Regions from separate parts of the Homo sapiens genome. Here region 2 is linked to region 1. Evidence: chromatin loops called from intact Hi-C (ENCODE). Cell type or tissue: K562. All regions are shown on one strand. Each heading gives the region's core, and the rest is flanking DNA. Links, peaks and the distances in the headings are about the cores only. Region 1 overlaps CDK6 (cyclin dependent kinase 6). Region 2 overlaps CDK6-AS1 (CDK6 antisense RNA 1).

Region 1 (16,052 bases), core at 7,689-10,188:
GAGTTGGATCCTAGTCACAGAAAGACAAATCACATTTATTGCTGCTATAGTAGACAAGAATGTGCCAGCCCAGCTTTTTAATTTTAAAATTATGGAAGATATATTACATTCATTAATATGAAGAAGGACGTGTTACTGACTGAATGTTTGTGTCCCTCCCAAAATTCTTACATTGAAGCCCTAACCCCCAATGTGATGCTATTTGGAGATGGGGCTTTTGGGAGATTATTAGGATTAAATGAGGTCATGAGGATGGGGCTCCCATGATTGGATTAGTGCCATTATAAGAAGAGACACCAAAGAGCATACCCTCTCTCTAGCCACGTGAGTGCATAGCAAGAAGGCAGGTACAAGCCAGGAAGAGGGATCTTACCAGAACCCTACATTGTTGAGTTACCATGCTAGCACCCTGATCTCAGGCTTTCCACCCTACAGAACCACAAGAAAATTAATTTCTGTTGTTTAAGCCACCCAGTTTGCAGTACTCCATTATTGCAGCCTGAGTAGACTAAGGCAGGGAGAGATGACACTGGGAGAATAAAAATGAAATTATTTGAATATTTCAGAGAAGTAACTATTTCTTGGAAATGGGAGATACCCATTCAATTTTTGTCATAGTGATTAGAAATGACTTTTTCATCTCAACGACCGCTTAGTCTTATTTTAGTCATATGTAAAGTTGACTCAGTAAATATATTAATTTATGAGTTTTGTAATGTTTCAGAAATCTGAAGTAGTTTGGTGAGTTCTAGTTTAATTTTAATCCTCAATTTTGAGTTGAAAAATGGTAGGGTTTGTCCCTCTGCTCTCCCTCTCTTTCTTTCTCTCCATCTCTTTCTCTAGAGGAAGTTACTCATAGTCCAGTAAATATGAGCCCTCTGTGGATAAATAAATTATTCACATCGGTAACAAGGAAAAATTAATTCAGCTATTTATTTTTAAGGAAATTACCAGACTCATAGTCCCTCCTATGGACAGGGATGCCAGCACACTCTCTAACTTGTGTTAGAGACACAAGTCTTTCCTCTAAGTGGCACCTCCCTTCCCTGGCAGAGGTTTTTTCCTATCAGTCTGGGTCTCTGTGACGGAACTTCGTCTCAGATTCTTCTTTCTGCCACGGTCTTTCCTTGTCATTACTTGGGCTTTAAATTGTTTTTTTCCGTGCTCTTTCCCACCAGCCCTTCTCCCTTTCTGGACCGGTTTTACTTCAAGTGCGTCTTTCCCCTCCCCACTCTCCTTAATCCTATACCGTTTTGCCTTTGCTACACTTTTTCTCAACACTTCTCTTTCTTTGTCTTCCAGGGAGACCATCCCTAGCCTTCATACCTGGCTGAAGCAAGCACTGGAGGGCAAAGTTCCTATCCTGCTTGCCTCTTGCTGCTTCTGTGAAGGTTTTCGCAAGGTTTTGGATATAGGAGAATAATTGTCAGCCAGCCCCAGTTTTTAAATACACATTATTTGCAGGCAGATATTGTCTGGTGCCACAGGCAGATTAAAGCATAAACAGATACAACAATATAAATTGGATTTGGAGTTGGCTCTTGGTGTGTATACATCTAATCGTATATATGTACCTCTGCAGATACACCTGCTTGCACTTGAATTACCCAGAGATGAACCAAGGAAGTGAATTTTGAGACAGGAGGAGCTGAAGTTGAAGAAAAGAAGGGACAGAAAGCCTTCTTGCAGGGGGGAGCAATAACCACTCAGCATGTATTAATTGAGTTCCAATTATAGCCAAACTGGGCAGTAAATTCAGTACTCTGAATACAGAATCAAGTGAGGGTTGGCCCTGTCCTCAGAGAACTTCCAGTTTGTGTGTAGAAATCAACAGGTAAACGAATATAATAGAGTTGCCTTAGTATTAAAGTAGGGAATGAAGAAGTGAGGTGAACAGATCATATATGTGCAGTGTATGGCAAGAGGCAATGTTGTCGGGTTTTTTTTTCTTCTGATTTTAAAACTAACACTCATAAAACGCAGTATAGAAAAGTAGAAAAATGCAGAAAGCAAATCATTCATCATCTCACCATCCAAAGTGAAGTATAAGATAATAGTTTCATACCAGTGCCTTTTTTTGCATGCATAGACATTTTTGGTTTATTATTTAACCCTAATCTGATAAATCAGGTGTTTGGAAAGATTCAGATCATAACAATAGATTATCAAAACTTGCGGAGCACATGTCTCCAGACAAGTACTTGATTGAATATATGGTAAAATGTTTGTCACTATACTTTAATACCGCATGCTTAAAGCCTTTCATATATGTAGACCTAACAGTTTTCCTAGCAGTTTTTTTTTTAATTTATTTTTGTGTGTATGTGGATGGTTTCCAAATATTTAGCAGTTTTTTTACCCTCCTCCTGAATCCGTAATGTTTGCTTGGAAATATAATTTCTTAACCACCTTTTTTAACAGCTCTATCAAAATATAATTGATATAACCACACAATTCACCAATATAAATAGTACAATTCAGTGTTTTTTTCAGTTTAGCATATTCACAGAGTTGTACCACTACCACCACAGTCGATTTTAGAACATTTTTATCTCCCCAAAAAGAAACGCCATACCCATTAGCAGTCTGTCTTACTCAGCTTGGGCTGCTAACAAAATACCATGAACTGGATTGGCTTATAAACAGCAAAAAGTTCTTCCTCACAGTTCTGGAGGCTGGGAAGTCCAAGGTCAGAGCCAGTATCTGGAGAGGGTTCATTTCCTCATTCATTGATGATCGTCATCTTGCTGTGTCTTCATATGGTGAAAGGGACAAGGGAGCCTTCCAGGGTCTCTCTTATAAGGGCACTAATGCCTTTTATGACATAATTACCTCCCAAAGGCCCCAGTTCCTAATGCCATCACCTTAGGAATTAGGATTTCAACACAGGAAATTTTCAGGGGCACAGACCTTCAGTCTGTATACAGTCAGTTCCCTCAAATCCCCTAGTCCCAGGCAACCACCAGTCTACTTTCTGTTCGTATAAATTTACATTGTCTATATAAATGGAATCACATTATGTGTGGTTGTTTGTGACTGGCTTCTTTTACTGAGCATAATGGTTTCAAGGGTCCTCCAGGTAGTCTCAGTATATCATTCTTTTTATGACTCAGTGATATTCCATTGTAAGTCCATACCACATTCTGTTTATCCATTTATCAGTTGATGGACGTTAGGATTGTTTCCACTTTTTGGCTATTATGAATAATGCTGCTATAAATATTCATGTACAAGTTTTTATGTGGACCTGTATGTTAATGCTTTTGGGTATATACATAGGTATGCCAAACTACCTTTTTTGCATATTATTCATTCTCCAATTTCAGTGAAATGTTTTATATAATTTTATTATACAAGGAAAATATTTAAAACTAAATCAGTTACCTTCTAATCTCCTCTCCCCACCACCTCCATCTATCTCATTCTGCCAGACTTTACTAATAATATAATACAAACTTAAAATCATGCTTCTCCTCTCAAGTCATGTTCACATTTCCATCAAGTTCTGATCATCTTCTTCTAAATGTCTTTGCATCTCTAGCCATTTCCTTGTCCCACCTAGTTGAGGCCCTTGTCATCTTACTTGTACACTGACTTCCCAGTTGACCTCCTTGGCTTGGTTTCCATCCCTTCTTATTGACTCAGTAAACCCCTGCCAAATTAGTCTTTCTAAAACACTTTTTCTATATTGCTGTTCATTGAAGTCAGACAAATCAGCTTAGCCACTTACTCATCTGTGTTTCCTTAGATGTTACTTTACTTCCCATCTGTAAAAGTAAGTTAATCAAACCACTTCCTAACATTCTATTAAGATGAAACGATTACCGCGACTTCTGTCTCCCACTGGTAAAATGAGGTAAACTTCTATTCGGTGATTCTGCATTTGTATATCTTGTCTCCTTGTCTCCTGCTATTAATGTATAAATACATATTATATGTATATCATATGACTTACATTATATGTATATTACATACATTATAATTATATACTTTGAAATGTAATTTATATTTTTTATATGTGTATTTTTTAGTATTTCCCAGCACCAATTACAGCCGCATGTACTTACTGGGTAATCAGTCAATTAGTGTGTACTAAGTAGATCAGTTAATTGATTTTCTGCTTCATCCAGTTATTTGAATAGGTGGTAATTGTAAGGTGATAAGTTAACAATTTTAACTTAACTGATAACAACTCTAGAATAGAATGTGGTAATGAGTATAAAATAATAGATATTCTCCAGTAATATTTTTTTGAAAGATCACTTTATGAACATGGAAAATTCTTCCACTAATCAAGAAAAATAGCTGTCAAAGCATAGCTGCAGGTCAAATACAGGTTACAAAGGTGTTCTATAGGTTAACCCATGACTTCCTTGTCTTTTGAGTACAATGAAATTATTGTAACTAAATGAAACTTTCATCCCCTGTTATGCATGAATCATTTCCTTTCTATAACAGACATACCAGTATACACTTCTCATCTGTTAAAAAACATACCCAACTTCTAAATGTTGTTTGCCACTGTTACTGAGATTACAAATGATATCTATGCATTTTTGAGTTGTTTTTTTAAAAAGGCATATAATCTGAAACTTAGTCCCCTTGGTAATTTGACCTGAGAAAATTTATCTCACTGATAGACTTAAATACTTGGTGAGGTTTTTGGTTTTTTTTGTTTTGTTTTGTTTTGTTTTGTTTTTTTTTGCAAAACTGCATACAGGAAGTGATATTGCCAATTCAGAATTAATTAATCCTTATTGAAAAATGTGGCATTCATCCTTTAGAAAATTCTTTTCTTGATAAAGTTGTAAGAGCTGTAACATGTAAGCAATATTTAGTGACCCCAGAGGAAAGACTGTTAGACTTAAATGTGACTTGGACCTCACCACATGGTGGCAAATGGTTCCTTCCTTTCTACTTCACTGTGTGAAATACTTTACATGATTATCTGTATAATATTGGCCAGGAATAAGAGAGGTGTGTGTGTGTGTGTGTGTGTGTGTGTGTGTGTGTGTGTTTAGTTACCACTTAATTGTAACTCTGCTATAAGCTGGGCATTCTAGTAGATGAGATATATTCATAATCTCACTTAGTTGATCCTATGAGGTAAGTATCATTCTTTCCATTTTACAAATGAAGCAACTAAGTCAAAGAAATTAAGAGACTTTCCTAAGATCATATAGGAAGAAACAGCTAAATAGAGATTCACTCCCAGGACAGTCCATCGCCAAACAGACCCTTTCCCCAGTCAAAAAAAAATCTTGAAAAATCAGCATGTTAACTAAAAAGAAATAAAAGGAGAGGGGAATATTATGCCCTTAATTAAGCCATGTAACATCTCCAGTACTCAGTTTCCTCATCTGAAAATAGGGATAATTGTACTACTACATTTCTCCTGGAATTTTTGTGAGAATCAAATGAGATTATGTTTGGGGCACTTGGCACTAGGCCAGATACAACATTCATGCTCAATAAATTATAATTGTTAAGATTCCATTTTTTGCCTTTTTTTGGAAGTTTTAGAAAAAAACTTGGACTTCTCACCTTGTCATCTTTTAAGACCTGTCAAGATGTCTTTCAGAGCGCAACTTCGTGATTCTTTATGAATTTGGCTGCATTAGTGATATGCAGGTGGCTTATATTAGTTTTATAGGACTGCTGCAACAAAATACCAGACTGGATTGCTTAACCAACAAAAGCTTATTTTCTCACAGTTCTGGAGGCTGGAAGTCCAAGATGAAGGTGTCAGCAGGTTTGGTTTCTTCTGAGGGCTCTCTTTTAGGCTTACCTTCTCATGGTTCTCACATGTTTATTTCTCTGTGTGCATGTGCACCCCTGATGTCTCTTTGTGTCCAAATGGCTTCTTCTTACAAGGAAAACAGTCAGATTTGATTAGGGCCCACCCTATCTTATTTTAATTACTTGTTTAAAGGCTCTATCTCCAAATACAGTTAAATTCGGAGATCTTGGGAGTTGGGCTTCAACATGAATTTGGGGGAAAAAAATTCAGCCCATCACCTTGCAATAAGTAAATTCTTTTCCACTGCATTTGGAAATCATTATTTTCAGGAATAGTAACATTCATAGAAAGTATGGTTGAGAAACGTTAAGGTGTGTTCTAACCACTGAAATGCTATGACTGCAGGATTCTCCATATATGGCCATATATAGTGAGTTCATTTATTGTGCACAGAAAATATTTAAGAGGTCAAGTTTAAGGCTGTATAATTTGATATATAATATAAAAAGAGATATGATACCTGATAATAGACTACAACTATTTTAGTACATTAATGTTGAAAATTACCTGTTTATGGCATTTGTTGAGGAAGGAATCAGGGAACGTTTACTTGTGTACCATAGGTGTATGCAAAATGAAATAAAATGTTTAGTAACTGCATCTGTCAGAGTAAAGCTCTATGGCAGGGATTTATAGGGAAACCTAGAGAAGTCTCCTCCCTCAAGGGGCTACTTGATCTTCTTGGAGAAATGCCAGAAATGTCACAAAATGACCTTTTTTAATTGCCAGTTAAATGCTCAATGTAGACAAGGAAGGCTGTGTGTTTGAAGCAGACACAATTGCCTCTAAAGCCCAGAGTTAAGATTTAGAACTTGTAATGGTTAGCTGCCATAATATTGGGAGGAAGAAAAGTGGTATAATTAGAAAAATAGACCCAGAGGTGGTTCACTGCAGCATTGAGGACAAATGAAAGGAGAGAGACCCATGAGGAAGTACTCTGATAGCAGAGTAGTATGGAAAAAGTGCTCTGAGAAATATCAAAGAATCTCACCTATTTATGGTTCGAGACTAGGATGGTGGTATGTTCCACCTTATCACGAAGTTAAGCAGATCTTTGAAACCTGGAACTGAATTTGACGGTAGCACTGTTGTAAGAATGACTGCAAACAGAATGCCCGTGATTGTAAAACATGGAATTCATCTACCACCAGGTATTCATGAGAGATCCTAACCCATACATGAAATGCAGGGAAAACCTTCACTTACCAAAGGAAAAATGTCTCAATTTTTTTTACTTCTTCCCAACCCATAAAGAATATTTTGCTTCCTGTGAAACAATGATAATGGCAAATATGATTGAAATGTAATCTGAGAACATTTCTTATTTAAAATGTATCTTTATTCTTTTAGGCCTCTTTTTCGTGGAAGTTCAGATGTTGATCAACTAGGAAAAATCTTGGAGTAAGTAATAATTATAATTTTACACCAGTGTCCATAGCATTAAAACATTTACAGTGACTTTCCTCTGACATGCATATCATGTGTTTATCTCTTGTCTTTCTTACTTCAAGCAGCTGCTGCAGACAGTGTTACTATTTGTGTGGTGAGTGGAGACATGGTAGAAGTGCCGTTTTATGCAGAGCCCTAACTGCTCTGCTCTGGAAGCTTGTATGTTGCTTGTGTGGATCTTTTTGCTGCTCCTCTTTCTTCGTGTGGCTGAGCTCCAGTTCTTTTAGTTCAAATACATTTTCTGCTTGTGGTCATTTCAAAAGCACCCACCATCAGAGATGGGATGCCTGGTGACCAAGTACCCATCCTTGTCCAGTGAGCTTCCTGTCCCCACTGAGTATCCTTGGTCACCCAGGTTGGTTCTGCGTTGTTTTGTTTTGTTTTCCTGGGCGAAGGATGGTATGCTACACATCTCATTTTTCTTTGGAGCACCAAAATAGAAAATGAGAACCCTAAGTCTTTGGCAAAATAACTCTGCAACTTTGAGAAAGTCATTTAAAACACCTCGTGAAGGGCTTACACAGTGCCTGGCACATAGTAAGCACTTTAAAAAGTTATCTATTACTGTTACTATTAGAGTTCATCATTAATTATTTAACCTTTTATTTCCTTAACTTCATCTGAGAAATGAAACTCTGACTTAAATTCTCTATAAGATCCTTTCTTGTGCTCAAATTCTTTGGTTTCAGTTACATCGCTCCTTGATGATTTACATAGTTTCATTCATGTCTGCATGTTCATGCATGTATGCATTCATGTTTCTAGAATGTAACTGGGGCACTTCTTCTGACAAAGCATGCAGTGTGGCATCCTTTTTTGGTTTTTTGTGTTTGAAAGGCCCATCCAAATTGGAGTGGAGTAGGAAAAAAGTGGGAGTTCTAGACCAAAAATAGCCCTGATCTTTGGTCTGTGACATTTTATAGGAATCCCAGTGATTTTTATGAAATTCGAAGTCTGTAAGACTGAAAAAAAAAAAAAAACCACCCCTAAAGAACAGATTTTCATATCAGCACTGTCTACTCAAGCGTGACTGCTTAAAACAGTTAATAAAACTGGAACCTGATTTTGTTCTTTTAGTGACTAGAAGCAGCTAGACTTCTGTTAATGCCAGTGCTACTGCTGAGTCAGAACATAGTAGCTTTAAGGCCTGAATAACATTTGCTAGTTTTTTATGCCTGGGGGCTTCCTGGGTCCAGGGCAGGTGATGCTACTGCTCCTACTACTGACCACTCTGTACAGTGGATAAATTCAACACAAAGCCTTCATGTTACCCCTGCTTCTGAATGGCAAGTTATTTAATCACTCGATGAACTCCCATCTATTTTTCCCCATGACTGTTGAATATATTTTGTGTGCATGTGATCATAAAGAGGAAACTAGGGAAAGCAGACATACTGATGACCTTCTGTTAAAAGGAAAGAGAATCTTGACTAAAGTCAGCTTGCCAGGACTTGAAAGCCATCACCTTCTTTCCCTTATTTATACTACCTGACAGTTGTGTCTACCTCCAGCACTGATGTCTGCAATCTTGTTAACATTGTTAGTGCCCCCTTAGTACATGAGGCCAGTGAAATGGACCAGAAGGAACATTTGACCGGCATGTTTGACCTGCTTCCAAAGAAAAGCCAGTTCTGCTTTTGGCAAAGTCCTGACAATCGTAGGTTGCCAACAGCAAAGAAGCTGTAGAGTTCTATGGTTTGTGCCTTTAGATTTTACTTTGTGGTTTCTGGCATTGTGTCATCAAAATTATGTTCTGTTTCCTCTGAATGCATTACCTTGCCAGAGAAAAGGGACAATGCTGCACCCTAGCGTCACTGCTGAAGTACTTGAAAAAATATTTCTGTCTCCTCCATCACTGCCATTTATAGATTTTGTGCCCTGTTGGGCTTGCCAATATAAATGTCAACTTTTAAGGCTTATATTCAGCAGTCCAAATAGTGGAATTAAGTGCAAGCATTTTTAATGGACCTATCAGAATTTCACAACACATATTTGGGCCATAAAAGTTCATTCTGGACATGAAACCAAATTTTTTTTAAGGAAAGCCATATTCACATACTCTTTTTTATTTTTTTCTTTGGAGACAAGGTCTTGCCCTGTTGTCCAGGCTGGAGTACAGTGGTGCGATCTTGGCTCACTGAAGCCTTGGCCTTCCGAGCTCAAGTAATCCTCCTATCTAAGCCTCCCAAGTAGCTGGGACTACAGGCACAGGGCACCACAACCAGCTAATTTTTATATTTTTTATAGAGATGGAGTTTCACCATGTTGCCCAGGCTGGTCTTGAACTCCTGGGGTCAAGTGGTCCACTTGCCTCGGCCTTCCAAACTGCTGGGATTACAGCCACCCCACCTGGTCCATGTTCACATACTCTTAAAGGGAAAAACATTTCTGTGTTTAGGAAGATTTAAGCCTTCAAGTAATAGCAAGTATTAAAAGTGAAACAATAGTTTTAGCCTGTGACATCTTAGAGCATTTTTAAGAATGATGTCATAGCTAAATGGAAATAAAATATTGGAATAGAGAGAACGGAACTCACTCTGGACTCTGTGACTGAGCTTGCTATCTGTGACTTTGGCAGTTCATTTTATTCCTCATTCTCAATTTCCCCATCTATAAAATGAGACTAATAACACCTGACTTACATGTCTTAGGAAATTATTACAGGAATCAGAGGAGGTGATAGACTTAAAGTTTTATATATATAGTTATGTGTTTGTTTAAAATTTTATATAAAATTATATAAAGTTATTTGTATATGTACACACATACAAACAGAGATGTGCTGTTCCTCTGAAGGCTTTTGGCATTCAGTTGATCATATACTTGCAAGATGTAATTAGATGTAGATACATTCAAAGCCACAAATAAAAAAGATTTTAAATATTTCTAGGAGTTATTAATATAATCAATTTCTAGCTGACTGGTGAATATACACAAAAATATTGATACACATAGACCTGACAACTAAAAAGGAATGAAAGGAAATTTTTAAAGCTCTCTAACAAGCATTTTTCATTCCCTCCTCTGCCCTGTCCCATTGTATCCAGACACTTACACGTGCATTTCTTTTCATAATTAATAGTGGTATTTTTGGTTTTTTTCTTTTTACTTCTATTGTAGGCTGTACTATTGAACAAATCTATATATTGCTCATTGTCATTTCTATTTATTGCTTCTAGTAAATATGTCCATGAATCTGTCTTTGCCTCAATAATGTAGCTCTCTCAGTATGCCTGATAGAGGCCGAATTACAGTGTCTTCCCCAGACACCCAGGCAGAGAAGCCATGATGACAGGGTTATCTTCCCAGCTGAAGTCTATGGCCTGGGCTCCGTGTAGGTGAGGGAAGGGGAAATGAAGTGCTACAGATCTTGAGACCTGTACCACATCTTCCTGAAATCTGGAAGTACATTCATAAGAACACCTCTTCCTGGGCCTTAGTCCCAACAAGTAGAGGCCAAGCAGAAGACCCTAATGTGGGCCAGCACAATTTCTAACTGTAGTTAAAATTATTTGTTCCAGTATTTGAATAGCTATGTACCCCGTCCACTAAACTATGATTTTATTTTTGGTTCAGAGTTATACAGTCTGTGTGAGAAAGAAGTCCCTGCATCCTCTGATTTTCTCTGTTCAAACCTACTTACGACCTATATGTAAACTATAAATAATATCTATACAATGTATAAGTTATGTAAGTCCATTGACCCATTAATTTTTTAAAGAATCTTAAGTTATACATAGATACAAGCAGTTCATATTTTAAGTGTGGTAGTGATGTATTTCCTATGCATCTTGTATTAATAACATTTTCTAATTATAATAATAGTAGGCAGTGTATTGATTGATAATTGACTGTGTGTGATGTATATCAGGTGCTGTGCTTTGTACTTTAAATTATAAATTTATATATTACTATAAATTCAAATAAAGTATAACTGATCCTCATTACAACTGTAAGTTATTATCATTGTATACATAAAGACACTAAGGGTCATAGATGTTAAGTAATTTGTCCTTACCTGCCAGTAAGTGGCAGGTGCAGGATTTGAACCCAAATCTGCCTATTTCCGAAGCCTGTGCTTATCACTTGCTGTTCTTTCCACATTTCTGATCCCAGAATGGTTTTCAGGGGAAATATAAATAATAGTCTTTTAATTTACTGTTTGCTCACTTTGGAATACCACAGACTTCCTTTTATAAAATCATGTTTGTATAATGCAGGACTAGCACGTTTTAGCCTCATTTTTCCTTCTGATTCTAATGTATATATTTAATATGTAGGGAATTGCTCTTTAACCAAAAATGCAACCAAATTGATATGTTAATAAACCATGTTGGATGAGCATCATAAAATCATGTCAATACTGGGGTGTTCGATCAAAACACAAAAAGCATTCTTGGACATAAAGGAAGATATGTACCAGTATGGGTCTCCTCTGAATACAATAAGTCCTGCTTTGTCACTAAGTCAGAGCTTACTGCCTGGTAATATATTTTCTATTTCTACATCATCCCTTACATTTAGTGTCTGCTACCAGAGCAATCTCTTATCTCCTCCCACTGAATTTTACAATTCTTCTGTGAGATTACCCTCTCCCCCATGGCCACCATATTGCAGTAGGACAGAGATAAACAGAGACCCTGCCAGTGATAAAGTGAAGGTCTCCTGGGACTCTGCCCCCCATGTCTCCCCCTTAGATTTTGCCTTTCTCTGGAAATTGATGAGAAAACAGCTTCTGCATAGTAGCTAATGCTTATGTCCATGTGTGGTTCTTTTGTAGCGTGATTGGACTCCCAGGAGAAGAAGACTGGCCTAGAGATGTTGCCCTTCCCAGGCAGGCTTTTCATTCAAAATCTGCCCAACCAATTGAGAAGTTTGTAACAGATATCGATGAACTAGGCAAAGACCTACTTCTGGTAAGTTTTTCTGATGTCAAGCTCGTCTGCACTGTGCCAGTGAGACACCTGCTCTACCCAGACTGGGTGGTGGGCACAAATATCAGTTCAGTAGCTGCTATAGGCATCACATGCCACAGCCACATGGAGCAGGAGGCAACAGTCCCTCCAGAGGTTTCATTTTCACACTTGTAGCAGCTGGTGGCTTTTGATTCTGGAATGTCTTTCTGATCCACATTTTTTTAAATCTGCCATCTTTGAATGTTTATTTCAATGCAGGTTTAGAAGCCTCTCGATTCACTTTGACATATGTTTCTTTAGAAGTAAATATTATGTTTCCTTTCTTACAGTTTCATGCTACTTTAAGTAATTTGTTTGTCATTTTAACGTGCCTTTTCTTAAACATTCACAACTTTGGGGAGATGTTTTTCCAAAAGAACTATATAGCAATACTTCTTCTAGTTGCTGATTTATTTAATAAGTATTTAGTGTGCCAGGGACATATAAAATACCTCACTGAAAATAAGGACTTCTGTGCTCTGAGACTCTTAATGCTCAACCATATACATAATTTCCTATACTTGGAGGCCAGAACAATAGGTAGAAAAGTGTACCTGTTGGGCTGTTCTTGATGTCTGAAACCCAGTGAGTAATGAGTGTCTGCTTTACCTCCTGAATTAACAGCCTTTGATATCTGCTTCTGCCCGTGGGTGAAGCACAGGTCTTCTCCATGTGTCTCATGCTGGGGCCCATGCCAGAGAGGCAGCAGCTCCCTGGGGCATGTTTTTCTCATGATAGAAGGTATCGATGCTCCAGAAGGGCAAGCAGAAATATGCAATGCCCCTGAAGGTCCATACTTGGAAGAAGTACCCGCCACTCTGCCCATGTTCCATTGGCCAAAGCAAGTTCCATGCCTAAGGCCAACTTGAATGGAGGAAAGAATGCTCCCCCTATGGTGAGAGGGGAGAGAAAAGAGGGAATATGTACTAAAAGTTATCCAATCTACCATAGTATCCAACTCTTGACTAAGTTGTGATTCCAAAAGCTCATTTTATAAGTAAACTATTTGGCAATTAAACTAAATTTTCTTGCAGAAACAATATTATTAACACAAAGTTTTTTAATTAACCCTCAACCTGGCAACCTTGTTCCTGAAGTAGAGCAATAATAGAACTTAAACACCTTTTTTTTAACCATATTTCTATAGGACAAAATGTATTAAGACTTCCAACGTGAGATTCTCCCACACCCCCACATTTGGCTAAGGTGTTCTCCTTCTCTCCACCCTCTTCCCAGCTTTAAGCCATCAGTGTAGCTGTGAGGAAAGGGCTTCCTCTCACATAATCCTCTAGAGACATGTCTCTGTATTGTGAATGTATTCCCACAGCTCTTTTCTCTTCTTTCCTATGTCCTGGAGATTAAATGCCACTACCTAATTTTCTCCTTCTTGGGCTCTGGGAAAAGAGAACTCAGGCTCAGGAATTTTGCCCCTGCTTTCCGGTCCTTTGGGAATTCAGCCCTTGCAAAGCTTTTCTAGAGATGTTTCTTGCTGTTAGAGACAGTTGGAACCTTTCTACAGACAAGCTCTTTCTTCCACTTGCCCTTTAGCTCTTGATGTTCAGAAGATCCTATAGGGAGGCTAGCAACCATGGACTGATGGGGATCTCAGGATAAATCAGATTTCAGAGGACCCAAGAATTTGCCTGAAATTACACATAGAACTTTCTGTTTGTATTTGTTTTTCTAGGTCAGTAGCCTTCGATAGAATATTAGAGAGGTCCCTAATCCAGTTGGAACCTGACTAGGACTGTGAGCAGGAGTCCTATTAATATCATGGTTATGCAGACCTCTTAAGTGGAAGAGGTCTTCCATTAACCATGATAATGTGAAGTCTGTAAATTACATAGAAGACTGGAATGCATAGACATTTCATATACCCAGTTCACTTTAGGATGGAGAAGCCAGTGTGGCTTCCCTGCTACTTGTGAGCTCCTGTGGCAATGAGGAGGTCTTACTCATCACTAATTAGTGCTTGCCACCTGCTAGGCACCCAGCAGGAGGCGTTGATGGAAGGAGAGGAGGAGGATTTGAGTAACAAGATTACCTGAGGTAGGGGTGGAAATGAGACTGAAATTAGGGACACATTCTAACTAATTTAGGTATGGACAGTTTGGGAATAGAGATTGCTGCTACTGCAAAGGTTTCCCTTTCCCTCCTTTCACCTTCTACCTCAGTAGCTCAGCCAAACTGCCCAAACCACTTGACTAGGACCAGGAGCTTCTTAAGCGCAGGCACCAGCTCATTCACCTTGGTAGCCCTACACTTGAGCTGTCAGCCTGGAATAGAGTTTAGTGACTCGAACTGAATCTAATGGTCCCCTGAGAGAGCTACTGCTAGCCATGTGGCACCTTGGTATTAATTAAAAGGAAGATAGCCCTGCCTCTGAGTGGTGTAGCCTTGAGGCAGGATAATAAGTTACGGTGAAGTCTCCGACTGTAGCACTAAGTTTGCTAGCACTGGAAGAATTACTAAATAAAGTTATATGCATACTTTAATGGCTTAGTGAGAAATCCTGGGCAGGAAACAGTCCATAGGCACCCAAAAGGGTCTTCTCCTGAGGGACATTTTATACATTAGGGATATATATGAGTACTGTCTCCATATTATTTAGTGTCCCTTTAAATAAATACTCATTCCCACTGTAGATGCGCTTAACATATGACAGTGAATAAAGGGATAACTCTGTAAGTACATTATTTACATTGATGTATTGTATATCAACCAATTATTTTTTTCTTTATTACAGAAGTGTTTGACATTTAACCCAGCCAAAAGAATATCTGCCTACAGTGCCCTGTCTCACCCATACTTCCAGGACCTGGAAAGGTGCAAAGAAAACCTGGATTCCCACCTGCCGCCCAGCCAGAACACCTCGGAGCTGAATACAGCCTGAGGCCTCAGCAGCCGCCTTAAGCTGATCCTGCGGAGAACACCCTTGGTGGCTTATGGGTCCCCCTCAGCAAGCCCTACAGAGCTGTGGAGGATTGCTATCTGGAGGCCTTCCAGCTGCTGTCTTCTGGACAGGCTCTGCTTCTCCAAGGAAACCGCCTAGTTTACTGTTTTGAAATCAATGCAAGAGTGATTGCAGCTTTATGTTCATTTGTTTGTTTGTTTGTCTGTTTGTTTCAAGAACCTGGAAAAATTCCAGAAGAAGAGAAGCTGCTGACCAATTGTGCTGCCATTTGATTTTTCTAACCTTGAATGCTGCCAGTGTGGAGTGGGTAATCCAGGCACAGCTGAGTTATGATGTAATCTCTCTGCAGCTGCCGGGCCTGATTTGGTACTTTTGAGTGTGTGTGTGCATGTGTGTGTGTGTGTGTGTGTGTGTGTGTGTGTATGTGAGAGATTCTGTGATCTTTTAAAGTGTTACTTTTTGTAAACGACAAGAATAATTCAATTTTAAAGACTCAAGGTGGTCAGTAAATAACAGGCATTTGTTCACTGAAGGTGATTCACCAAAATAGTCTTCTCAAATTAGAAAGTTAACCCCATGTCCTCAGCATTTCTTTTCTGGCCAAAAGCAGTAAATTTGCTAGCAGTAAAAGATGAAGTTTTATACACACAGCAAAAAGGAGAAAAAATTCTAGTATATTTTAAGAGATGTGCATGCATTCTATTTAGTCTTCAGAATGCTGAATTTACTTGTTGTAAGTCTATTTTAACCTTCTGTATGACATCATGCTTTATCATTTCTTTTGGAAAATAGCCTGTAAGCTTTTTATTACTTGCTATAGGTTTAGGGAGTGTACCTCAGATAGATTTTAAAAAAAAGAATAGAAAGCCTTTATTTCCTGGTTTGAAATTCCTTTCTTCCCTTTTTTTGTTGTTGTTATTGTTGTTTGTTGTTG
Region 2 (16,052 bases), core at 8,374-10,873, 260 kb before region 1:
AAATGTGATGATTCTAGCTTTGTTCTTTTTGCTCAGGATTGCTTTGACTATTTGGGGCTCTTTCTTGGTTTCATATAAATTTTAGGAATGTTTTTATATTTCTGTGAAAATGACATTTGTATTTTGATAGGAATTACACTGAATCTGTAGATTGCTTTAACAATGTGGTCATTTTAATGATATTAATTTTGATCCATGATCATGGGATGTTTTTTCCATTTGTTTGTGCCCCCTTCAATTTCTTTCATCAGCATTTTGTAGTAATCTTTGTAAAGATCTTTCACCTTCTTGGTTAAATTTATACCTGTTGGGGGAGCAGCCAAGATGGCCGAATAGAAACAGCTCTGCTCTGTGGCTCCCACCAAGAAGGATGAAAATGGTGAGTGAATTCTGAATCTTCAACTTAGGTACCAAGGTTCTCTCACTGGGCCTGACTAGACGGTTGGTCCAACCCACAGAGAGCAAGGAAAAGCAGGGTGGAGCAAGGCCCCACCCCAGAGCTGCACAGAGCCAAGGGAGGTGGTGAGGGATTATGCTACCCTTCCCTGAAAACCATGCTTTTCCCACAGATCTTTGCAACACACTGATCAGGAGGTCCCCTTGTGAGCCCACACCACCAGGGCCTTGGGTCCCAAGCATAGAGCTGTGAAGACTCACAGCTGCTGCTCAGGTGGGCAGACATTTGAGCAGGCACTGAGACACAGGAGTATTTGCATACTCTAGCTCTGGGAACTCCCATGAGGCAGGAGATTCATCCACTCCCACGGGAAGGGGGGTGAAGCCAGGGAGTCAAGTGGCCTCACTCCCCTGCAACCCCACAAGCTAAAACCCACTGGCTTGGAATCCATGCCAGCCAGCACAGCAAGCTGGAGACTGCCTAAAAAGACTGAGTTCCCAGTGGGGAGGGGCGGCCACCATCACTGCGGCTCCAGTTGACCATATTACCCCATCACCTGTGCCAGCAAGACTGGGCAGTCTGGACCAAGGCCACTTTTCTGTAGTGAAGCACAGCAGCTGGATCAGTTCATGGCCAGACTGCTTGGTTGAGTAGGAACCTGGTCCACTCCTCACTAGGCAGGGCCTCCCTGTGGGAATTTCAGCATCTCGAGCCAGGGGCTTATGGACAGAATTCTGCGATCCCTGAGAGGAGCCCCTAGGAGGAGCGGTGGCTGAGGTATTGTGAATCAGTGGTCTTAGTATTTTCTGCCTGCTGGCTCGAGAGAATCAGGGCAGCCCAGACTAGGGGGATTCCCCCCAGCACAGCACACCCACTCCACCAAGGGGCAGCCAGACTGCTTATTTGAGCAAGTCCCTGATCCCACTTCTCCTGACTGGGTGATACCTCCCAACAGGAGTCTCCAGACACCTCATACATAAGTTTTCTTGCTGGCATCAGGTTGGTGCCCCTCTGAGACAGAGCTCCCAGAGGAAGGAGTAGGCTGCCATCTTTGCTGGTCTACAGCCTCCACTTGTGATACCTCCAAGAACAGGAAGGACCCAGGCGGATAGGGTCTGGAGTGGACCCCCAGCAAACATCAGCAGCCATATAAAAGAGGAACCTGGTTGCTAAAAGAAAAACAAACACAGAGCAACAACAACAACAACATCAACAAAAAAGAACTCACACAAACCCAATCCAAAGGTCAGCAGCCTCAAAGATCAAAGGTAGATAAACCCATGAAGATGAGAAAGAATCAACACAAAAATGCTGAAAACTCAAAAAGCCAGAGTGCCTCTTCTCCTCCAAATGATAGCAACATGTCTCCAGCAAGGGCACAGAACTGGGCTGAGACTGAGATGGATGATTTGACAGAGGTAGGCTTCAGAAGACATGTAATAATGAACTTTGCTGAGCTAAAGGATTATGTTCTAACACATTGCAAAGAAGCTAAGAACCATGACAAAATATTACAGGAGCTGTTAACCAGAATAACCAGTTTAGAGAGGAAAATAAATGACCAAATGAAGCTGAAAAACACAACACAAGAAACTTCACAATGCAAACAAAAGTATCAATAGCTGAATTGACCAAGTGGAATAAAGGATATCAGAGCTTGAAGACTATCTTGCTGAAATAAGGCAGGCAGACAAGATTAGAGAAAAATGAATGAAAAAGAACCAACAAAACCTCCAAGAACTATGGAACTATATCAAAAGACCAAACCTACAACAGATAGGGGTACCTGAAAGAGATGAGTAGAATGGAACCAAGCTGGAAAACACACTTCAGGATATCATCCAGGAGAACGTCCCCAACCTAGCCAACAGGCCATTATAAAAATTAAGGAAATCCAGAGAGAACCCCAGTAAGATAATCCATGAGAAGATCAACACCAAGATACATAAGCATAAGATTCTCCAAGGTCAAAATGAAGGAAAAAATGTTAAGGGCAGCCAGAGAGAAAGGCCAGGTCACCGACAAAGGAAAGCCCATCCAGACTAACAGCAGACCTCTCAGTGGAAGCCCTACAAGAAGAAACTGGGGGACAATATTCAACATTCTTAAAAAAAGAATTTCCAACTTAGAATTTCGTATCTGGCCAAACTAAGCATTATAAGCAAAGGAGAATTAAAATCTTTTTCAGACAAGCAAATGCTGAGGGAATTCATCACCACTAAGCCTGCCTTGGAAGAGCTCCTGAATATAGCACTAAATATGGAAAGGAAAACCTGTTACCAGCCACTAAAAAAACACACTGAAGTACACAGACCAGTGACACTACAAAGCAACTACATAAACAAGTCTGCAAAATAACCAGCTAGAATCATGATGACAGGATCAAATTCACACATAAAAATATTAGCCTTAAATGTAAATAGGCTAAATGCCCCAATTAAAAGATACAGAATGGTAAGCTGGATAAAGAGTCAAGATCCATCAGTGTGCTGTATTCAAGAGCCCCATCTCACATGCAAAGATACACATAGACTCAAAATAAAAGGATGGAGAAAAATTTACCAAGCAAACAGAAAACAGAAAAAAAGCAGGGGTTGCAATCCTAGTTTCTGACACAATACACTTTAAACCAACAAAGATTAAAAAAAAGACAAAGAAGGGCATTACATAATGGTAAACAAGTCAATTCAATAAGAAGAGCTAATTATCCTAAATATATATGCACCCAATATAGGAGCAGGAAAAAGTTGAATCCCTGAATAGACCAAAAACAAGGTCTGAAATTGAGGCTGTAATAAATAGCCTATCAACCAAAAAAAGCCCAGGACCAGATGGATTTACAGGTGAATTCTACCAGAGATACAAAGAGGAGCTGATATCCTTTCTTCTGAAATTATTCCAAACAATTAAAAAAGCGGGACTCCTCCCTAACTCATTCTGAGGCCAGCATCTTCCTAATACCAAAACCTGGCAGAGACAGAACCAAAAAAGAAAAACTTCATGCCAATATCCCTGATGAACATTGATGCAAAAAGTTTCAGTAAAATACTGGCAAACTGAATACAGCAGCACATCAAAAAGCTTATACACCATGATCAAGTTGGCTTCATCCCTGGGATGCAAGGCTGGTTCAACATATGCAAATCAATAAATGTAATTCATCACATAAACAGATCTAGAGACAAAAACTACATGATTATCTCAAGAGATGCAGAAAAGGACTTCGGTAAAATTCAACATCCCTTCATGTTAAAAACTCTCAATAAACTAGGTATTGAAGAAACTCAAAATAGTAAGAGCCATTTATGACAAACCCACAGCCAATATCATACTGAACGGGCAGAAGCTGGAAGCATTCCCCTTGAAAACCGGCACAAGACAAGGATGCCCTCTCTCACCACTCCTATTCAACATAGTATTGGAAGTTCTGGCCAGGGCAATCAGGCAGGAGAAAGAAATAAAGGGTATACAAGTAGGAAGGAGGAAGTCAGATTATCTTTGTTTGCAGATGACATGATCCTGTATCTAGAAAACCTTATTGTGTCTGCCCCAAAGCTTCTTAAGCTGATAAGCAACTTCAGCAAAGTCTCAGGATACAAAATCAATGGGCAAAAGTCACAAGCATCCCTATACACCAAAAACAGACAAGCAGAGAGCCAAATCATGAATAAACTCCCAATCACAATTGCTACAAAAAGGATAAAATACCTAGGAATATAGCTAACAAGGGAAGTGAAGGGCCTCTTCAAGGAGAACTACAAACCACTGCTCAAGAAAATCAGAGAGGACACAAACAAATGGAAAAACATTCCATGCTCGTGGATAGGAAGAATCAATATTGTGAAAATGGTCATACTGCCCAAAGTAATTTATAGATTCAATTAAACCACCATTGACGTTCTTCACTGAATTAGAAGAAACTATTTTAAAATTCATATGGAACCAAAAAAGGGCTCATATAGCCAAGACAATCCTAAGCAAAAAGAACAAAGCTGAAGGCATCACACTACCGAACTTCAAGCTATAGTCTACAATAACCAAAACACCATGGTACAGGTACAATAACAGACACATAAACCAATGGAACAGAATAGAGAACTCAGAAATAAGACCGCACATCTATAACCATCTGATCTTTGACAAACCTTACAAAAACAATCAATGGGGAAAGGATTCCCTATTTAATAAATGGTGCTGGGAGAACTAGCTAGCCATATGCAGAAAATTGAAACTGGACTCCTTCCTTATGACTTATACAAAAATTAACTCAAGATAGATTAAAGACTTAAATATAAAGCCCAAAACTATAAAGACCCTAAAAGAAAATCCAGGCAATACCACTCAGGACATAGGCATGGGCAAAGATTTCATGGTGAAATTGCCAAAAGTAATTGCAACCAAAGCAAAGATTGACAGATGGTGCCTAATTAAACTAAAGAGTTTCTGCGGAGCAAAAGAAACTATCATCAGAGTGAACAGGCAACCTACAAAGTGGGAGAAAATTTTTGCAATCTATCCATCTGACAAAGGTCTAATATCCAGAATCTACAAGGAACTTAGAATTTACAAAAAAGAATATTAAAAAGTGGGCAAAGAAAATGAACAGACACTTCTCAAAAGAAGATATTCATGTGGCCAACAAACATGTGAAAAAGAGCGCAACAACACTGATCATTAGAGAAATGCAAATCAAAACCACAATGATATATCATCTCACCCCAGTCACAATGGCAATTATTAAAAACTCCAGAAACAACAGATGCTGGTGAGGTTGTGGAGAAATAGGAACACTTTTACACTGTTGGTGGGAATGTAAATTAGTTCAACCATTGTGGAAGATGGTGTGACAATTCCTCAGAGATCTAGAACCAGAAATACTATTTGACCCTGCAATCCCATTACTGAGTATGTACCCAAAGGAATACAAATCATTATATTACAGACATACATGCAGCTATGTATGCATGTATGTTCATCGCAGCTATTTTTGTCCTTCATTTTGTTGATTTGATGTATCACATTTATTGATTTGCGTACATTAAACCATTGTTGCACCCTTGGGATAAATCCCACTTGATCACACTAACGTGTGTGTGTGTGTGTGTGTGTGTGTGTGTGTGTGTGTGTGTGTGTGTGTGATGTGCTGTTGAATTCAGTTTGCTAGAATTGTTTTGAGAATCTTCACATCTGTGTTCATCAGGGATATTGTCCTGTAGTTTGTAGTCCTTGTCTGGTTTTTGTATCAGGGTAATGTTAATCTCAGAATGAGTTAAAAGGAATTCCCCCTTCTTCAATTTCTTATAATTGTTTGAAGATAATATAGTATTAGTTCTTCTTTGAAAGTTTGGTAGAATTCAGCAGTGGAGTCATCTGGTTCTGGACTTCTCCTTTTTGGGAGACTTTTTATTACTGATTCAATCTCATTATTCATTATTGCTCTGTTCAGGCTTTCTACTTATTTCTGACTCATTCTTGGGAGGTTCTATGAGTCCAGGAATTTATCCATTTCTTATAGGTTTTCTAGTTTGTTAGTGTGTAGTTGTTCATAATAGTCTCTGGTGATATTTTGTATTTCTATAGTATCAGTTGTAATGTCTCCTTTTTCAATTGTGATTTGGTTCTATAAAATCAGAAGAGTCTTCTTCTCTCTTTTTTTCTTGGTTAGTAGAGCTAGCAGTTTATCAATTTCATTTATCTTCTCAAAGAACCAACTTTTCATTTCATTGATCCTTTATATTGTTTTTTAAGTCTCTATTTCATTTATTTCAGTTCTGATATTTATTATTCCTTTTCTTCTACCAATTTGGGGCTTGGTTTGTTCTTGCTTTTTTAGTTTTTTGAGGTTCATTATTAGAGTGTGCACTTGAAACTTTTCTGCTTTTTTGATGTACACATTTATTGCTAGAAACTTCACTGTTAGCACTGCTTCTGCTGTATTCCATAGGTTTTGGTATGTTATATGTCGCTTTTCATTTGTTTTTGTTTTGTTTTGGTTTGGTTTTTGTTTTGTTTATTTGAGATGGAGTCTCACTCTGTCACCCAGGTTGGAGTGCAGTGGTGTGATCTCAGCTCACTGCAACCTCCACCTCCCCAGTTCAAGTGATTCTCCTGCCTCAGCCTTTCAAGTAGCTGGGATTACAGGCACCTAACACCACACCTGGCTAATTTTTGTAATTTTGGTTGTGATGGGGTTTCACCACGTTGGACAGGCTGGTCTCAAACTCCTGACCTCAAGTGATCCACCTGCCTCGGCCCCCCAAAGTGCTGGGGTTACAGGCATGAGCCACTACACCCAGCCTCGTTTATTTCAATACATTTTTTTTCATTTCCTCTTTAATTTCTTCCTTGATTCAGTGGTATTCAGGAGCATGTTGTTTAATTTCTACGTATTTGTACAGTTTCCAAAGTTCCTCTTTTTATTAATTTCTAGTTTTAGGCCATTTTGTTCTGAAAAGATACTAGGTGGGATTTCAATTTTTAAAAATTTGTTCACACTTACTTTGTGTCCAAACATCTGGTCTGTCCTGAAGAATATTCCATGTGCTGATGAAAGAAATGTGTATTTTGTAGCTGTTCAACCAAATATTCTGTAAATGTCTGTTAGGTACATTTAGTCTAATGTACAGTTTAAATCCAATGTTTCTTTGTTAATTTTTTGTCTAGATGTCTGTCTGATGCTGAGAATGGGGTGTTAATGTCCCCAGCTATTGTTGTGTTGGAGTCTATCACTCCCTTTAGATCTAATAATATTTGCTTTACATAACATATCAAGTGTTCCCATGTTCCTGCTTGTTTTGTTTCTAATTGCATAGAATATGTTTTCCACCTGTTGCTTTCAAGACGTGTATCTTTACAACTGAGATGAGTTTCTTGTAAGCAGCATATACTTGGTTCATGTTTTCTTTTTTTGTTTTGTTTTGTTTTGCTAATCCATTCCACCAGTCTACATCTTTCAAGTGGAAAATTTAATCCATTTACATTCAAAGTTACTATTGATATGTGAGGACTTATTCCTGACATTTTATTGGTTGACTTATGGTTGTTTTATATATCCTTGCTCCTTTCTTTCTCTCTTATTGTTCATCATTGTGGTTTGGTAGTATCCTGTAGTGGTAACATTTGAGTTTTTATCTCAAATCTTATTTAACAGTGTTGTTTTTTTTTTAATATTTTCATGTATTTTCATCATGGTAGTTATTGTTCTTTCCCTTCTAGGTATAGAATTCCCTTAAGTATTTCTTGTATGGCTGATCTAGTGGGGATGAATTCCCTGAGCTTTTGCTTGTCTGGGAAAGACTTTTATTTCTCCTTCATTTATGAAGGATAGCTTTGTGGGCATAATGTCCTTGGCAGCAAGTTTTTTTCTTCTGCACCTTGGATATATCATCCCATTCTCTCCTGGCCTGTAAGGTTTCTGCTGAGATGTCTGTTGTTAGTCTGATGAGGTTCTTTTATGATACTAGACACTGTTCTCTTGCTGTTTTTATAATTTTCTTTTTCTTTGATTTTTAACAGTTTAACTATAATGTGCCATGGAGAAGACTTTGTGAATCCTATCTATTTGGGGATCTTTGAACCTCCTGTATCTGTACATCTAAATCTTTTGCTAAACCTGGGATATTTCCATCTATTATTTTGTTAAATAGGTCTCCTAACCCTTTAGTTTTCACTTAACCTTCTGGGACACCAAGAATTTGAATATTTGTTTGCTTTATGGTGTTCCATATGTCAGATAGGCTTTGCTCAGGCTTTTTGATTATTTTTATTTTTGTCTGACTGGGTTATTTCAAAAGACCTGTCTTTAAGTTCTGAAATCTTTCTTCTCTTTGATCCAGCCTGTTATTGAAGCTTTTGAATTTTGTATTTCATTCAACCCATTCTTCATTTCCTGAATATCTGTTTAGTTCTTTTTTACGATATCTAAGTCTTTGGTAAATGTCTCATTCATATCCTGGTTTGTTTTTCTAATCATTTTGTATTGCTTTTCAGTATTCTCTTGTATCTCATTGTGCTCCTTTAATATCATTGAATTCATCGTCCTTAACTTCATAAATTTCCGTTTGATTGGGATATGTTGCTGGAGAATTATTGTGTTCCTTTAGAGGTGTTTTATTTTCTTGCTTTTTTATGCTTCCTGAGTCATTACATTGATATCTCCTCATCTGGTGTAACAGTTGTTTCTAATTGTTTTAATTTGCTTTCATAGGGGAGGATTTTCATGAAGATGTATCTATGAAGTTAGTTGGGTAAGGCACTTTGGTTTTGATTCTGGATGCACGTAGTAGTGTTGCTGCTGTATTATTTCTTTGGCTGTAAACAGCATCAGTGGTGTCTGTGATTTCCTCAGTGGTTTAGGATGTGGTTGTTAGTGGAGGCTTGTGGTGAAGTTTTGCTCGGACAAGGATACCAGGTAGGCTAGTCTTCAGGTCCCAGGGATGGCAGTAGTGGGCTGAGTTTGCTTGCCTTGGGCCCCAGAGTGACGTATGCTGGCACTGGTGTTAGCATGTACAAGCCAGCCAACTCATGGGCCTACAAGTGGCCTGCTTGGGTGCCTGGAATGGCAGCAGTGGGCTGGACAGATAGGTGGGTTCTCCATCCCCTGGGTGGTGGGCACGGCATGGGCAATGGAAGGACCAGTGGTGGGAAAATTCTCTGGGAATCAAGCAGTTCATGTTGGTGTTGGTTATGAAGGGCTGTGCAGGCCAGACCTCAGACCTGCAAGTGGCACATACAGCTGGGTGCCAGCTATAGTGGCAGAGGCAGGTTGAGTGGAGCATATCCTGGGAGGAATGCTGAGGTGCCAATGGTGGTGAACTGGGTTGGGCAATCCCCAGGCCCCCGGATGGCATGCTTGGGTACTGGAGGTATGGAGCTGGCTCAGGCAGACCTGCCCTCAGGACCCCCAGTGGTGCCTGCAGGTGCTAGCTGTTATAAGCAGTGGCAAGGTGATCCCAGGCCACTGACAGAAAGGTCAGGTGGGGGCAGCTGTGGCTGCATTGCAGCTCTGCAATGGTCAATGGGAGCAGCCATAGGCAGGTAGCAGGAGGAGCGACAGTGCATACTTCACTTGTGCCTTGCCCTGCAGCAACCCCTAGTGATGGCAGTTGTGGGCAGTGGAATGTCAGTGGGACTCCAAGGATGTAGAGATGCTGAGACTGTTGAGCCCCAGGTCAGGACACAGTCTGGTAAAAGTCAGGCTCCCAAAATGCACCATGCTGCAGCTTCTTAGGACTTGGGGGTTTGTGGGACCAAGCATGAGTTCTTTCTCTGGAGTAATGCCTCACAGTCCTCAGGAAGCTCCCTATATGAAGGGGCTCTACCATGGCTAGAATTGTAGGTGTCCATGGCAGGAAAGTGGACCACTAGGGGTCACTCATTTACCCTTTACCCACATTAGATAGCCTCTCCAGACTCCTAGCCAATGCTAGTTGAACAGGCTGCTTCACTTCCTTCTCCCTTCTTGCTTTCAGTGCCTCCCATCACTTCTCTGTTGAATGTCAGTGAGGCACCAAGGATGTAGAGATGCAGAAACTGTTGAGCCCCAGGGCAAGACACAGTCTGGAAGAAGCCGGGCTCTCAAAATGTGCCATGCTGCAACTGCTTAGGACTTGGGGGTTTGTGGCACCCAGCATGAGTGCTCTCTCTCTCTCTCTCTCTCTCTCTTTCTCTCTCTCTCTCTTTCAGTGTTCTCATTTAGATAATCTATTCAAAGTGTGATTATCTACTCACTATTTTGGTTCCTCTCCATGGAAGAGGTGAATACCAGATACATCTACTAATCCATCTTGAAGCCCCTCCTCTTTAATCCATGTTTTATTGTTTTCAGTATAGGGATTTTTCATCTCCATGGTTAAATTTATTCCTAAGTGTTTTAATTTTTGTTGTTATTGCAATGGGATTGGTTTCTTAATTCCTTTCCTGGATAGTTTATTGTTAGTGTATTGGAACACTACTGATTTTTGCACGTTGATTTTTTGTCCTGCAACTTTATTCACTAATCAGTTCTAACAGTTTTTCAGTGTAGTCTAGGATTTTCTACATATCATCTCATTGGCAAAGAATTCCAATCCTTCTTTTCCTATTAGGATGCCCTTTATTTATTTTTCTTGCCTAATAGCTCTGACTAGGACTTCCAGTAATATGTTGGAAAGACGTAGTCAGAAAGGACATGTTTGTCTTACTCCTGATCTTAGAGGAAAAGCTTTTAACTTTTCACCATTAAGTATGATGTTAACTGCAGGCTTGTCATATATGACCTTTATTGAGGTATATTCCTTCTATGCCTAATTTGTTGAGAGTTTTTATCATGAAAGAGTGTTGAATTTTGTCAAATTCTTTGTCTGCATCTATTGAAATGACCATATAATTTTTGTCCTTTCTTCTGTCTATATGGTGTATCACATTTATTGATTTGTATGTTGAATCATTCTTGAATCCAAAGGATGAATAACATTTGATCATACTAAATGATCCTTTCCAATGTGCTATTGAATTTGGTATGCTTGTATGTTGTTGAAAAATTTTGCATCTATGTTTCTCAGGGATACTGGCCTGTAATTTTCTGTTCTTATAGTGTCCTTGTTTGGCTTTGGGATCAGGGTAACACTGGCCTCATAAAATGGTTTGGAAATACTCCTTCCACTTCAATTTTGTGAGTTTTGCGAGGGTTGTTATTCTTTAAATGTTTGGTGGAATTCAGGTGTAAAGCCATTAGGTCCTGGGCTTTTCTTTGATAAGAGCCTTTTTATTATTGATTCAATCTCCTTGCTTGTTATTAGTTATTTAGATTTTCTATTTCTTCATGATTCAGTCTTGATAGGTTATATGTTTCTAGGAATTTGTCCATTTCTTCTAGGTTATCCAATTTGTTGACATATAATTGTTTCTAGTAGTTTCTTGTGATCCTTTGTATTTCTGTGGTATAAGTTGGGATGTCTTTCATTTCTGGTTCTATTTATTTGAATCTTCTCTCTTTTTTGTCTAGTTAAGAGTTTGTTGATTTTGTTGATCTTTCCAAAAACCAACTCTTAGTGGTATTAATTTTTTCTATTGCTTTTATAGTCTATATGTCATTTATTTGTGCTCTGATGTTTGTTATTTCTTTCCTTTTGCTAACTTTGCGTTTAGTTTTTCTTTTTCTAGTTTCTTTAGGTATAATTTTAGGTTGTTTATTTGTAATCCTTCTTGTGTTTTTGATATTGGTATTCATTGCTTTAATTTCCTTCTTAGAACTGCTTTTGTTGTAGCTCAGAAGTTTTAATAGGTTGTGTTTCCATTTTCATTTGTCTTGAGATGATTTTTATTTCTTTTTTAATTTCTTTGACTCACAAATTGTTCTGGAGCTTGTTAATTTCCACATTTTTGTGAATTTTCCAAGATTTCTCTTATTTTCTAGTTTTATACCATTGTGTTTAGAAAGATAATTAATATCATTTCAGTCCTGTTAAATTTGTTAAGGCTGGCTTTATGGCCTAACATATGATCTGCCCTGGAAAATGTTTCATGTGCACTTGAGAAGAATGTGTATTCTGCTGCTGTTGGATGGAATCTGTGTATTAGTCTGGGGGGTCCATTTGTTCTAATGTTCAATGCAAGTCCAGTGTTTTCTTATTGATTTTCGTCTGAATGATGTGTCCATTGTTGAAATTGGGATTAGTAAAGTCCACTACTATTATTATATTACAATCTGTCTCTCCCTTCAGATCATTTAATTTTTTATTTATATATTTAGGTTCTCCAAAGTTGGGTGCATATGTATTTATAATTGTTATATCCTCTTGATGAACTAACTCCTTTCTCTATATATTGACCTTCTTTGTCTTATTTTACAGTTTTTGACTTAAATTCTACTTTGTCTGATTTAAGTATAGCTACTCCTGCTATCTTTTGGTTTCCATTTGCATGGAATATCTTTTTACACCCCTTTACTTTCAGTGTATGTGTGTCCTTAAGAATGAAGTAAGTCTGTTATATGCAGCATATCATTGTGTCTTTTTTTTATCTATTCAGCCACTCTATATCTTTTGATTGAATAATTTAATTCATTTACATTCAAAGTAATTATTGATAGGTAAAGACTTATCACTCCAATTTTGCAATTCGTTTAAGGTTCTTTTGTAGATCCCTTGTTCCTTTCTTCCTCTCTTGCTGTTTTGCCTTGTGGTTTGATGGTTTTCTGTAGTGGTGTGCTTTGAATCCTTTTCATGTTTTGTGCAGGTACTACAGGTTTTTGCTTTGTGGTTATAATGAGGCTTACATAACAATTCTTATATTTATAATGGGCTTTTACAGAGTGGTAACAACTTAACCCTGATTATATTTTAAAACTATACATTTTTACTCCCCTTCCCCTACATTTCATGATTTTGGTGTCAAAATTTACATTTTTTTTCTTGTAACTTACATCTCTTAACAAATTATTGTAGTTACAGCTGTTTTTGATAGTTTTGCCTTTAAACCCATATACTAGAGATAAAATTACGTTACACACCACTATTAAAATACTAGAGTGTTCTGAATATGACTACATATTACTTATACCATTGGGTTTTGTAATTTCATATGTTTTATTTTATTAGTTAGTGGCCTTTATTTCAGCTTAAAGAACTCCCTGTAGCAGGCCTTGTGATAAGCTCCCTTAGCTTTTGTTTGTCTGGGAAAGTTTTTATTTCTTCCTCATTTTTGAAGAATAGCTTTGCTAGGTGACGTTTTCTTAGCTGGCAATTTTTTTTCTTCAGCACTTTTAATATATCATCCCACTCTTTCCTGGCCTGCAAAGTTTCTGCTAAGAAATCTGCTGATAGCTGCATTGGGACTCCCTCTTATGTGATGAGTCTCCTTTCTCTCACTGCTTTCAGAATTCTTTTTTTGTCTTTTTCTTTTTGGTCTTTGATTTTTAATAGTCTGGTTAGGATGTATCTTGGTGAACTCCTCTTTGGGTTGAATTTTATTGGAGTTCTCTGGGCTTCTGGTACCTGGATGTTGGCATCCTTCCCCAGATTTGGGAAGTTTTCAGTTATTATTTCTTAAAATATGCTTCCTGGCCTTCTTTCTCTTCTCCTTCTGGTATTTTTGTTATGCAAAAGTCAGTTTTCTTGAAAGTACCCCCCAATTCCTATAGACTTTCTTCATTCTTTCTCATTTATTTATTTATAATTCTCTTACTATAAAATTTGAAATGGTCTCTCTTTGAGGTCACTTATTCTTTCTTCTGCTTGATTGAGTCTGCTGTTGAAGCCTTCTATTGAATTATTCTATTAAGCAACTGTCTTTTTCATTTCTATGTTTTCTATTTGGTTTTTGTTTATTTGTTTTTATTTTTTGTGAAACTTTTCATTTTTTTCATGTATTGGCTTCCAAATTTTAATTTTCTATCCTTATTTTTTTAAACAGGTCACTGAACTTCTTTAAGAGATTTATTCTGAATTCTTTGTCATTTTATAGATCTCTGTTTCTTTAGGTTCCATTGCCTTTGCTGTTAGGTTGGGTGGTACTACAGTTGGGGGCTGCAGTCCAGTGAGACCATTCACTGGACTCTGCAGTCTGGCTGACCTATTGGCCAGGCACTGTGATTACCTCTAATCCAGCAGAGTCACAGGCTGTATTCCCTGGCTGTGCAGTACTACTATTTGGATTCTAGAGTTGGACAGCCTGTGGACTGGGCTTTAAGCTTAGGCAGAGTCATTGCTTGGAATTTTCAAGACTAGAGGCTATGCTCCATAGGAATACATAGTTGAGGCTTGCCTCCTTGCCTGGGCAGAGTCTTGCGTGGGCTCTGCGACTAGGCTGAGTCACTGTTTCAACTCCCAGGTTGGGCAGGGCCAGCCCCTATGCTGTACAAAAAAAAAAAAAAACAAAAAAACAGTGGCAGGCATTTCCCTGCTAGAGCACAATCTTGAGGTAAGCTCTGAGGTAGGGCCAAGTCACTGTTTGGGCTCCCAGGTCAGGCAGGTCCAGCCCCTGTGGTCTGCAGAAATACATGATGGCATACATCTCCCTGCCTGGGTGGACCATTGTGGTAGGCTGTGAGGTTGGTTGGAGTGGCTGGCTAGGGACTCAAGCCAGGTAGAACTTCCCACTGTATTTCTGGGAGCAATCAGCTCAGCTTTGTGGGTAGGCTATAACATTGGCTTGGTATCTTTGATCAGGTGCCACCATTGGCAGGAATACACAGCTACCACCAAGATCTGTATAGTGGTTACTATGAACCCTTCCCCCTTTTTTTGTTTTTACTGGACTCCAAACGCTCTAGTCCCACCATTACCCATAGTATTCCCCCATAAGGCAAGATAGGAGTGGGTGACCCATGATGCTGGGGAAGCTGGATGTCCAACCAGGCTCACTTTTCCTACTATAGAAACCATAGGCCTGGGGAATTTCCTCTGTGTGGGACTGTGCTGACATGGTTAAAGTGAGACAGTTCCTCTTACCCTTCTAATATAGTTTTTCATTTCTGTGGTCCATGTAGGTATCTCAGTCTCATTTCCAAGTTTTGCAGTTTTCACAAAGGTGTTCTTGTCTGAATAGTTGCTAGTTGGACTTTCTGTGTGGTGGACTGAAGCCTAAGACCTCCTATTCTGCCATCTTGCTGATATTACTCCCATCCAAGTCTTTATATAAAGCCCAAACATTTCCAATTTTTTCTCCTATAGCCTCCTAACCTCAAGTTGAATTCAACATAACAAATCTAATATAACCAAAGCTTTGAACCATTCTTTGGGAGATTTGAAAGACTAGAAAACGAACCAGACCACGCTGAATTTTTTAACAGAGTCATCAGACAACCTAATGGCAAAAATGAAGTCTCAAGGGGCTTCAACTTCTGAATTGCAGCTGTATATCTGCAAGCTAAACATGGTTTCTACATTCACTTACCATAAATATTGTTGTCCCATAGTAATTATTACATGCCTACCATATGCCACGTACTGTGCTAGATGATAAAGACATAATGATTAATGCAAGGTCTCTGTTTCTGAAGAATTTCCAGATTAAAGGGAAGCAAATAATCACACTAAGTAATAGATAAAAATGCTATACAGTGGTCTGGGCTAAGTGCTGTGGGAACAGAAGGAAACAACTGACTGTATGAGTAAAGCTGAGAAAGCTTCCTGTGAAGGTGACCTTTCAGCTGGGTCTTGGGGAATGAATAGAAAATGCCTGTAATGCCCTCTAGAAATTTTTCAACACATGCGAAATTTTTGTTACGCTATTAATCTAGTGTTTTATATGCCCTTATCTGAAAACAAAGCAGAATCAAGTAAATACAAAAAAGGCACTAAATTTGCTATAAAGCTATTTAGAAAATAATGGACATGAGTATGCACTGTGAGAAATTTATGGGCATTCTTTATCCTGCATTTTTGACCAAAAAAAAAGATAATCAAGAAAATATTATATTGTTGACCCTAATTGATCTAGCAATAGTTATAATCCTTCTGTTATATGTTGCTCTATCAAACAACAGACTCATTTCTTCATAAAGGTTGGGCTAAGCTATAAAATTATTTAATTATAGAGATATAAATTGTCCCCAATATACAGTTTGTGCATGTTGATGTTAGACCTGGCTGGGTTTAATCACTCCTGGCTTAAAATTTTTCTTTTTTTTAAATGGTTTAGCAAGAGTTCCCACAACTTCCTTTGGTAATCTGTC

The links. A loop is a pair of places that touch in the nucleus more often than their neighbours do. Peaks named below come from ENCODE experiments on the same cell type or tissue, not always from the same donor. Only the 100,000 strongest peaks of a DNase experiment are listed, where the experiment ranks them.
Region 2: it touches region 1 in a loop (13-fold over the local background); 15 of 110 quality-filtered maps call a loop at or near these places.

Annotation. Positions count from the first base shown.
Region 1 is chr7:92,614,185-92,630,236 of GRCh38, reverse strand. It overlaps CDK6 (cyclin dependent kinase 6), which reads left to right. Exons shown (of 8, transcript NM_001145306.2): 6 at 7,151-7,201; 7 at 12,030-12,165; 8 at 14,951-16,052. The coding sequence ends at 15,097. Among named protein-coding and RNA genes, the nearest start is that of FAM133B, 32 kb to the right of the region's middle. RefSeq lists a silencer at 4,228-4,522. In K562, for the core only: a CTCF peak has its summit at 9,055; a DNase peak (open chromatin) is centred at 9,046.
Region 2 is chr7:92,874,105-92,890,156 of GRCh38, reverse strand. The region is part of intron 1 of CDK6-AS1 (CDK6 antisense RNA 1); the gene reads right to left. Among named protein-coding and RNA genes, the nearest start is that of CDK6, 46 kb to the right of the region's middle. In K562, for the core only: CTCF peaks have their summits at 9,480 and 9,766 (motif pointing right); DNase peaks (open chromatin) are centred at 9,506 and 9,766.